Linked DNA regions of Homo sapiens: region 2 is linked to region 1. A link is an interaction called in ENCODE POLR2A ChIA-PET data of the cell type or tissue named here. Cell type or tissue: OCI-LY7. All regions are shown on one strand. Links, peaks and the distances in the headings refer to the core of each region. The heading gives the core; the rest is flanking DNA.

Region 1 (5,378 bases), core at 119-5,118:
GCAGCTTGTGCCTTCAGTATTCTCTGTATAAATTGGACTGCTTTTCCAGTTCATTAGCCCTAAAAGCAAACACTGAGAAAAGTGTGAATTCCTTTGGTCATAAAATATACATATAGGCCGGGCGCGGTGGCTCACACGTGTAATCCCAGCACTTTGAAAGGCCTAGGCGGATGGATCACCTGAGGTTGGGAGTTCGAGACTAGCCTGACCAACATGGAGAAACCCTGTCTCTACTAAAAATACAAAAAAAAAAAAAAAAATTAGCTGGGTGTGGTGGTACATGCCTGTAATCCCACCTACTTAGGAGGCTGAGGCAGAAGAATCACTTGAACCCAGGAGGTGGAGGTTGAGTTGAGCCAAGATCACACCACTGCACTCCAGCCTGGGCAAAAAGAGTGAAACTCTATCTCAAAAAAGAAATGTATCATACACATAAACTGCCTGGTCACGGTGCCTCACGCCTGTAATCCCAGCACTTTGGGAGGCCGAGGCAGGCGGTTCACTTCAGGTTAGGAGTTTGAGACCAGCCTGGCCAACATAGCGAAACCCCGTCTCTACTGACAAAAAAAAAAAAAAAAATTAGCCAGGCGTAGTGGTGCACGTCTGTAATCCCAGCTACTCGGGAGGCTGAGGCAGGAGAATCGCTTGAACCCAGGAGGCAGAGATTGCAGTGAGCCGAGATCGTGCCACGGCACTCCAGCCTGGGCAACAGAGTGAGACTCCATCTCAGGAAAAAAAAAATCATACACATAAACCATAGTGTAACAGAATATATTTTTAATTATTAACAATGTGAATTGTGATGACATACTGTATGTGTAATGTATCCCCTAGCAAGTACCTATGGTGCTATTTGTTCAACCACCACATCATAAACTCTCAACAAAGTAATATTTAAAAACTGTCTAAACCACACCCATGAAAGCTTAAAATTTCCCCCTCTAAAATAAAAGAAGTGAAAGTAGACTGTCATATGAACCTCAAAAGGCCATTTACAGCCTCAATGTTCCTCCATTTGTTCATAAGGGGAGGAGGTCTAGGGGAAGATATTACTCTATGTGGAGGTGGTGAGGAGAGTAATATCTTCCCCTAGACCTAGGGAAACCCTAGGATTTTTATACTAATCATGGCTGGGGCCAGAGGACATGCAAAATTAGACATTAACCCAGTCATTCTTCTACTCAGAAATTATGTCCTCTCTTCCAGGTCCAAGATGAATAGACATAAACCTATATATGATTAAACTGTTTGCATCATGTCAAGCAAATTGTTTCATTTTTTACACTTTTATTCTCAAAACTATTATTTTTCCCCCATATTAACTAATAGTTGACACACTGGGACACCTAGCACATAGCAGATCTCAATACTTATTTGTTGAATGAGTAAATGAATGGTTTAGGCAAATAATGTTATCCTGATCCTCTTACCTTAGTCAGTGAAAGCTGTATGCAATTTAAAGTATTTGTTTTCCTACCACAATCTAGGCACGTTCAAATATATATGTATATATATATACACACACACACACACACACACATATATATATATATATATATATATATATATATATACACACACATATATATTTGTTTTTGAGACAGAGTTTCGCTCTTATTGCCCAGGCTGGAGTGCAATGGCGCGACCGCGGCTCACTGCAACCTCTGTCTCCCGGGTAGCTGCGATTACAGGCGCCCGCCACCACGCCCGGTTAATTTTTTGTATTTTTAGTAGAGACAGGGTTTCACCATGTTGGCCAGGCTGGTCTCGAACTCCTCACCTCAGGTGATCCACCCACCTCCGCCTCCCAAAGTGCTGGCATTACAAGCGTGAGCCACCCAACCGGCCGGCCAGTTCAAATGTGTTAACCTCAGCGTATAATCAGCTTGGAGAATAGAAAGTCAAAGAAAGGCAAATCAATTTGCCAATTATTCTGAATGGTGACATTAGCCTAAATCTACAGAGTCCCCAAACAAAAGAAGCACTCTTCAAAGTTAGCTAATGAAAATGAAGCATTTTAAATATTTTCAAAATGAATAAATTAAATACAACATAAAGCTTTTACCACATTGGTGTGAACAGATAGAATCAATAGTTGGATAAAGTGTGTTAAATATCAGGATATTAATGTATGGAGTTTTGGTTTGGGGACATGATTTATTACACGTCAGATCAGAATCAACGTAATAAATAGTCGTGTTGTAATGGAGTTCTACTAAGATCTAAAATGTCAAAACATTTCGGCAGAACTGTCATATGGAAATCAAAGCATATTCAAATGGGAGAAAATAGACCCCGCAAGTTTATTTATAGGCCTAGCAGTGTAACATTGGATAAGTAACTTCAACTGTTCACTCTTAGGATTTATTCTGATATTTAAAAGCCTGTCACAAGAAATGTGTTTCTGGATCGATTAAATATTGTGTATCAACCATATTAAAGGCTCTTCCTACACGCAGGGTGTTGTCGAGAAGAAAACGTGTTTTCTGTCAAACTGTAATTCCGGTTAATCCACCGCTCGTTTATTAAATGTAACTGAATCAGGGACAACCCACGGGGTATGTCCTGAAATGCACATAACAACCCGTCGCAATGAAAATCCTGCCAGCAGCAGTAGATGACTCCGCTGCAGCGAGCTGCGAATAGGCATTGTGTCAAGGGTGGGGAAACTCCGGGCGCCGTGGGAGGACGTAGCTCAGGGTTGAACCGCCACACCCAGGTGACCGAGCTCACGCTGGGTAATTTGTCGGCCAGGCACTCTGGCAGCCTGCCTCTTCACCGCGCCCCGCCGGCGGCCCCGCCTCCCTCCCCTCCCAGTTGCTGGCTGCCCCACCTCTTCCACACCCCAACTGCGGCCCCGCCTCCCGCCCGCCCACTTGCTGGTGGCCCCGCCTCTCCCACGCCCCGCCTCTCCCACGCCCCGCCTCTCCCACACCCCGCCGACAGTCCCGCCTCTCCCCGACGCTTCCGCCGGCGGCCCAGTCCCTTGCCCTGGGACCCCAGCCTGTAGTGTTTGGAGACCCCGGCTCCTCTTCTATTTCTCTTGATCTGGGGTCCGGCTGGCGATAGTGTCCGCGGTGCGCCCCTTTCTCTTGGTCGTTTATGACCTCCACGTCGTCTTTTCTTCAGGTGCGTTGGGCCCCCTCCTCGGGTGTTCTCTCACGGCCCAGCAATCAGGGCCTGTGCGGCTCAAGTTCAGCCTCAGCTTTGTCTGGTACCCCTTCCCTGGTGAGAGCTGAGAACTCAAGGACCAGACTCAACCTGCCCACAAGCTTTCTTCCCTTACCAGGGCAGAAAGCCTTTTCGTATGACTCCATGCTCTTTAACGTCTCCAAAGGACTAATTTACAAACTTTTGAGCTCTATGGCATGGAGTTTTTTGTAGACAGATTGAGACATCCCATTTCAGATGAGGTTATTATCTACTCCAATGTTCAGTGCCACAAAATTAACTTTCATACAGGTTACTTTTTTTTTTTTTTTTTTTGAGACGGAGTCTTGCCCAGACTGGAATGCAGTTGCACGTCTCGGCTTACTGCAACCTCCTCTTCCCGGGTTCAAGCGATTCTCCTGCCTTAGCCTCCTGAATAACTGGGACTACAGGCGCGCGCCACCAGGCCAGGCTAATTTTTGTATTTTTAGTAGAGATGGGGTTTCACCATGTTGGCCAGGCTGGCCTCGAACTCCTGCCCTCAAGTGATCCGCCTGCCGGGGCCTTACAAAGTGCTAGGATTACAGGCGTGAGCCACTGCGCGCGGCCGTATAGAGGTTACATTTTGAACAAGCAAAGCCCCATATAGCCAGACACGGCCTTGTTTTTTGCACTGTTAAAAAAGCAAACGGCTGGCCGGGCGCGGTGGCTCACGCCTGTAATCCCAGCACTTTGGGAGGCCGAGGCGGGCGGAACACGAGGTCAGGAGATCGAGACCATCCTGGCTAACACGGTGAAACCCCGTCTCTACTGAAAAAACAAACAAAAAAGCTGGGCGTGGTGGCGGGCTCCTGTAGTCCCAGCTAGCTACTCGAGAGGCTGAGGCAGGAGAATGGCGTGAACCCGGGAGCCGAAGCTTGCAGTGAGCTGGGATCGCGTCACTGCACTACAGCTTTGGCGACAGAGCGAGACTCCGTCTCAAAAAAAAAAAAAAAAAAAAAAAAAGCAAACGGCTGATTCGAGGTTGTGCATAACTGACTTAGCACTGGATACTATGCCGATCACTAATTCATAAAACAATAAAGGTGAAATATATAGAATAGTAAAGTGATTAGTGTGACTGATAGTGGTTCAATTTAAATAGTCATAAATTATGATGCACCAAATCAAAAGATTATAGGGCCACCTGGCCGGGAGCAGTGGCTCACACCTGTAATCCCGGCACTTTGGGAGGCGGGCAGATCACCTGAGGCCAGGAGTTCGAGACCAGCCTGGCCAACATGGTGAAACCCCCATCTCTACTAAAAATACAAAAATTAGCTGGGTGTGGTGAAGCCTGCCTGTAGTCCCAGCTACTCAGGAGGCTAAAGCAGGAGAATCATTTGAACTGGGAAGGTGGTGGTTGCAGTGAGCTGAGACGCGCTACTGCACTCCACCCTGGGAGACAGAGCAAGACTCTGTCTCAAATAATAATAATAATAAAAGATTATACTGCCACCAAAAACATAGTAACATGTGGGAAAGAAAAGCAAGACACAGATGTTTTATTTACAACATAATTATAATAAAAATAGGTATGCATGGCCGGGCGTGGTGGCTCATGCCTGTAAGCCCAGCACTTTGGGAGGCTGAGGCGGGTGGATCACCTAAGATCAGGAGTTCGAGACCAGCCTGGCTAACATGGTGAAACCCCGTTTCTACTAAAAATACAAAAAATTAGCTGGGCATGGTGGCACGTGCCTGTAATCCCAGCTGCTCTGGAGGCTGAGGCAGGAGAATCACTTGAACCCAGGAGGCGGAGGTTGCAATGAGCTGAGATCACACCATTGCACTCTGGCTTGGGCAAGCGGAGCGAAACTTCGTCTCAAAAAATAAATAAATAACAAAAATAAAAATAGGTATGCATATAAATACAGATTGTAGAAGAATACAGAACTCAAACTAGAAAATCAGACTCTTCTTAGAGGATACTGAGGATGGTTCATCCCATTGGGGTGCCCTGTAGATACCTGGAGCTCTTTTGGTTCCTGCTCTGAGTTCTGCTTATCCAGGATTTTCTTCTGGGAACCTCCCTCTATTAGTTAGAGTACAGAGTATGCTGTAATAATAAAGAGACCCCAAAATATAGTGATTGAATTAAGATGGAAGCTTATTTCTCATCTAACAGTCCAGAGGTAGGAGTGGTGGAGGCTATAGGGTGGATCAGCTTCATTAATTCATCCATGGAC
Region 2 (5,378 bases), core at 227-5,226, 71 kb before region 1:
CCAGGAGTTCGAAACCAGCCTGGCCAATGTGGTAAAACCCTTTCTCTACAAAAAATACAAAAAAAAAAAAAAAAAAAGAAAAAAAAAAAAAGCCAGATATGGTGCCAGACATGTAATACCAGCTACTTGGGAGGCTGAGGTGGGAGAATCGCTTGAACCCAGGAGGTAGAGCTTGCAGTGAGCTGAGATAGCGCCACTGCACTTCAGCCTGGGTGACAAAGTGAGATCCTGTCTCAAAAAAATATATATATATATTAATATTTTCACATAGTTTCTGGAATCTTTAACCAATATCAAAATTCAAGACTATGGACAAGATGATGAGTCATAAGGCCAGTTTGTATAACCATAGGATGCAAGGACCAAACTTCTTTAGATCTTGTTCTAACACACAGTTACTTAAGTCCAAAGAGGACAATGAAATGAGGACTTTCTCATTCAGTCTGTCAGTCCTATATGTGATGTTTTAGGTTTGCTTCAGCCTAGCCCAGAATGCATCTTGTAAAGGTTATATGTGTGTTGATGGTATACATACATGCTTGTATGTCCATGCATTGGAGGGAAGAGATTAGGGTTTAAAAGTATAAAGCTAATATGTTTATTAAGGAAAATTAAAACACAAGTAGAAAAAAATAAAATAAAACCCTTTTTCAAAAGCATGTAATAAAAAGCAAAAACCTAACAGAACTTCAGTTCACATTGTTATTTACTTCCTTCTCATCTTTTTGCCTCCCCAGGCAGACTTGTTTTGTAAGTACTAGGAGTTCTTGACAATGTTGAAGAATGAATCAGTGGTCAAACCTAGCCTTGGCAATCCTAGCAAAAGTTCCTTGACTACATTTTTTTTTCTAAAGATTCATTCTCAAAGATACAGAAACAACAGCTATAAAAATGCATGTACATATAATAAATATGTATTAATTGAGCTTTTGTAAAATACTTAACAAGCATTTTTCAGTACTTCCTGTGTACACCACACCAGAGCAGCTGTTTCCGGGAATCCTAAAGAAGATAGTTTCCACCCTTAAAATGTAAATCATATTTTATACTGCTACTCAGCTAACATCAGAACTCATTTGTTTTATTGTAAGTGGCCATTTTTTAAATAATTTGATATAATTGATGATTTTCTAAAAATTTAAATCCTCCCTTATTCTATAATCCCTAGAGACCCTGAACAGAATCTGTATTCATTTTTTAAAATCTCAGTATTTCTAGTTTTCACCTCATTGCTGGAGGCAGGAAATACCAAGCTAGCTAAAATAGAATTAGGTCAGATCCCTGTCTTCAGCTAATCATGAGAAAAACTAAGATTAGTTGAAGGTCTACTTTATATCTAAGATTTTACATAGATTTAATCCTCACAACAGCCTTGAAGGAAATATTATCCCCATTTTACAAATGGAGAAAATGAGGTTCAGAGAGGTTAAGTCACTTTTCTACGATCACCTAACTCCTAAGTCTTAGAACCTGGATTGGAAGCTCAGTCTATAACTCCAAAGCCTTTTTTCTTTTCACAGCACCATCCTATTTATTAAACAGCGCTCTTACTTTCCACTTGATTTCCCAGGCCTCCTCTTACCCACACAAAAATAGCTTTACATAACTTTGTTCTCTCACAAGGAAATGGAAATATCTCTTCACGGGTGACTGGCTGAGGTGTGTGGGAAGGGGTTGGGAATATGAAGGGAATGACCGACAAGGCTGCTGGACCTCAGCCTCTGTGTTACAGGCAGAGGTGGAAACCAAGCACTTTGCCCAGAACTTTTGTTGGAAGTCATATCTTCTTCCTAGTGAAAAGTTTTACTCATTCACAAGAGCTAAAATATTCATGGAACACACCACACCAGATAGAGTAACTTTATCCTATTATTTAATCTTGTTCGTTTCCTTCTGAAGGCTTATTTCCTGAGCCAGCAATTTTTATTCACTTACAGAGTCACCAGTCAACTTATTCCTAACAAAACCTTTTTGCTTCTTGGTGCTCAGTACGTTACCCTTCCTTCTCCATAGTTGGAATGAGGGGTTTAAACATTCTTACTCTGAAAGGTTATCATTAGCTATTCAGATTCAACTGGTGGTCACAGAACACCCACGTATCAGACACAGTGCTTGGAGACTTCAGGTACCTTATCTCTTGAATGGAAGCTCCTGTCTGGTAGATACTGAAGTTCAAGCTTCGAGTTCCTCCTTTACACACAAGTTATCCAGTCAGTGATTTATTTTAACGGTTTTTTCTTTTCTCTCTTTTTTTTTTTGAGATAGAATCTCACTGTATTGCCCAGGCTGGAGTCTAATGGTGCCATCTCGGCTCACTGCAGCTTCCGCCTCCCAGGTTCAAGCGATTCTCATGCTTCAGCCTCCTGAGTAGCTGGGATTACAGGAGCACGCCACCATGTCTGGCTAATTTTTGTATTTTTAGTAGAGATGGGGTATCATCACATGTATTAGTGTGTTTTCAAACTACTGATAAAGACATACCCGAGACTGGGCAATTTACAAAAGAAAGAGGTTTAATTGGACTTAGAGTTCCACATGGCTGGTGAAGCCTCACAATCATGGCAGAAGGCAAGGAGGAGCAAGTCATGTCTTACATGGATGGCAGCAGGCAAAGAGAGAAAACTTGTGTGGGGGAGCTCCTCTTTTTTTTTTTTTTTTTTTTTCCTTCAAGACAGAGTTGTACTCTTGTCTCCCAAGCTGCAGTGCAGTGGTGTGATCTCAGCTCACTGCAACCTCCACCTCCCAGGTTCAAGTAATTCTCATGCCTCAGCCCCCCAAGTAGCTGGGATTACAGGCACCTGCCACCATGCCTGGCTAATTTTTGTATTTTTAGTAGATACGGGGTTTCGCCATGTTGGCCAGGCTGGTCTCAAACTCCTGACCTCAAGTGATCTGCCTGCCTCGGCCTCCCAAACTGCTGGGATTACAGGCCTGAGCCACCATGCCCAGCCATGGAACTCCTCTTTTTAAAACTATCAGATCTTGGCCAGGTGTGGTGGCTCACACCTGTAATCCCAGCACTTTGGGAGGCCAAGGTGGGCGGATCACGAGGTCAGGAGATCAAGACCATCCTGGCTAACACGGTGAAACCCCATCTCTACTAGAATTAGCCAGGCATGGTGGCAGGCACCTGTAGTCCCAGCTACTTGGGAGGCTGAGGGAGGAGAATGGCTTGAACCCAGGAGGCGGAGCTTGCAGTGAGCCAAGATGGTGCCACTGCACTTCAGCCTGGGTGACAGAGCGAGACTCCGTCTCAAAAAACAGTCAAACAAACAAACAGACAAACAAAAAACCTATCAGATCTCATGAGACTTATTCACTATCATCAGAACAGCACGGGAAAGATTTGCCCCATGATTCAATTAACTCCCACCAGGTCCCTTCCCCAACACATGGGAATTCAAGATGACATTTGGGTGGGGACATAGCCAAACCATATCATTCTGCCCCTGGCCCCGCCCAGATCTTATGTCCTTACATTTCAAAACCAATCATGCATTTTCAACAGTCCCCCAAAGTCTTACTTCAGCATTGACTCAAAAGTCCACAGTCCAGGCCAGGCATGGTGGCTCACACGTGTAATCCCAGCACTTTGGGAGGCTGAGGCAGGTGGATCACCTGAGGTCAGGAGGCCGAGACCATCCTGGCCAACATGGTAAAACCCCATCTCTACTAAAAATACAAAAATTAGCTAAGCATGGTGGCACGTGCCTGTAATCCCAGCTACTCAGGAGGCTGAGGCAGCAGAACCACTTGGACCTAGGAGGCAGAGGTTGCAGTGAGCTGAGAATAGGCCATTGCACTCCAGCCTGGGTGACAGAGCAAGACATTGTCTCAAAAAAAAAAAAAGAAAGTCCACATCCAAAGTCTCATCTGAGACAAGGCAAATCCCTTCCACCTATGAGCCTGTAAAATCAAAACCAGGTTAGTTACTTCCTAGGTACAATGGGGGTATGGGCATTAGGTAAATACAGCCATTCCAAGTGGGAGAAATTGTCCAAAACAAAGGGGCTACAGGCCCTATGCAAGTCCAAAATCCACCAGGGCAGTCAAATCTTAAAGTTCCAAAATGATCTCCTTTGACTTCATGTCTCACATCCAGGTCATGCTGATGCAAGAGGTGAGTTCCATGGTCTTGGAAGGCTCCGCCCCTGCGGCTTTGCAGGGTACAGCCTCCCTCCTGGCTGCTTTCATGGACTGGCATTGAGCATACATGGTTTTTCCAGGTGTACGGTGCAAGCTGTCAGTGGATCTACCATTCTGGTGTTTGGAGGATGGTGGCCCTCTTTTCACAGCTCCACTACATGATGCCCCAGTAGGAACTCTGTGTGGGGGCTCTGACCCCACATTTCCCTTCTGCACTGCCCTAGCAGAGGTTCTCCATGAGAGCCTCGCCCCTGCAGCAAACTTCTGCCTGGACAGCCAGGTGTTTCCATATATCTTCTGAAATCTAGGCAGCAGTTCCCAAACCTCAATTCTTGACTTTTCAACACCAAGTGGAAGCTGCCTAGATTTGAGGCTTACACCTTCTGAAGCCATGCCTGGGCTCTACATTGGCCCCTTTCAGCCATTGGCTGGAGTGGCTGGGATGCAGGGCACCAGGTCCCTAGGCTGCACACAGCATGGGGACCCTGGGGCTGGCCCACGAAACCACTTTTTCCTCTTAGGCCTCCAGGCCTGTGATGGGAGGGTTGCTGTGAAGTCCTCTGACATGCCCTGGAGACATTTTCCCCATTGTCTTGGGGATTAACATTGTTAATCTTCTTGTTACTTATACAAATTTCTACAGCTGGATTGAATTTCTCCTCAGAAAAATGGGATTTTCTTTTCTATCGCATTGTCAGGCTGCAAATTTTCCAAACGTTTATGCTCTGCTTCCCTTCTAAAACTGAATGCCTTTAACAGCACCCAAGTCACCTTTTGAATCCTTTGCTGTTTAGAAATTTCTTCCATCAGATACGCTAAGTCATCTCTCTCGAGTTCAAAGTTCCACAAATCTCTAGGGCAGGGACAAAATGCTGCCAGTCTCTTTGCTAAAACATAACAAGAGTCACCTTTGCTCCAATTCCCAACCAGTTCTTCATCTCCATCTGAGACCATCTCGGCCTGGACCTTATTGTTCATATCACTATCAGCATTTTTGTCAAAGCCATTCAACATCTCTCTAGGAAGTTCCAAACTTTCCCACATTTTCCTGTCTGCTTCTGAGCTCTCCAAACGGTACCAACCTCTGCCTATTACCCAGTTCCAAAGTTGCTTCCACATTTTCAGGTAACTTTTCAGCAGTGCCCCACTCTACTGTTACCAATTTACTATATTAGTCCATTTTCATGCTGCTGATAAAGACATACCTGAGACTGTACAATTTACAAAAGAAA

What was found. ChIA-PET counts read pairs that join two places held together with the same protein. Peaks named below come from ENCODE experiments on the same cell type or tissue, not always from the same donor. Only the 100,000 strongest peaks of a DNase experiment are listed, where the experiment ranks them.
Region 2: POLR2A ChIA-PET joins it to region 1 with 13 read pairs; 16 of 35 experiments call an interaction of 5 or more read pairs at or near these places.

What each region holds. Positions count from the first base shown.
Region 1 is chr14:49,865,737-49,871,114 of GRCh38, reverse strand. It overlaps LOC105378179 (a long non-coding RNA gene), which reads left to right and starts at 2,945. Exons shown (of 3, transcript XR_943839.3): 1 at 2,945-3,129. RefSeq lists a silencer at 2,731-2,920. In OCI-LY7, for the core only: no CTCF peak of the experiment used is centred there; DNase peaks (open chromatin) are centred at 984 and 2,744; H3K4me3 peaks cover 1,700 bases; H3K27ac peaks cover 2,292 bases.
Region 2 is chr14:49,936,616-49,941,993 of GRCh38, reverse strand. The region is part of intron 4 of LOC100506446 (a long non-coding RNA gene); the gene reads left to right. Among named protein-coding and RNA genes, the nearest start is that of MIR6076, 27 kb to the left of the region's middle. In OCI-LY7, for the core only: no CTCF peak of the experiment used is centred there; a DNase peak (open chromatin) is centred at 983; H3K4me3 peaks cover 1,237 bases; H3K27ac peaks cover 1,632 bases.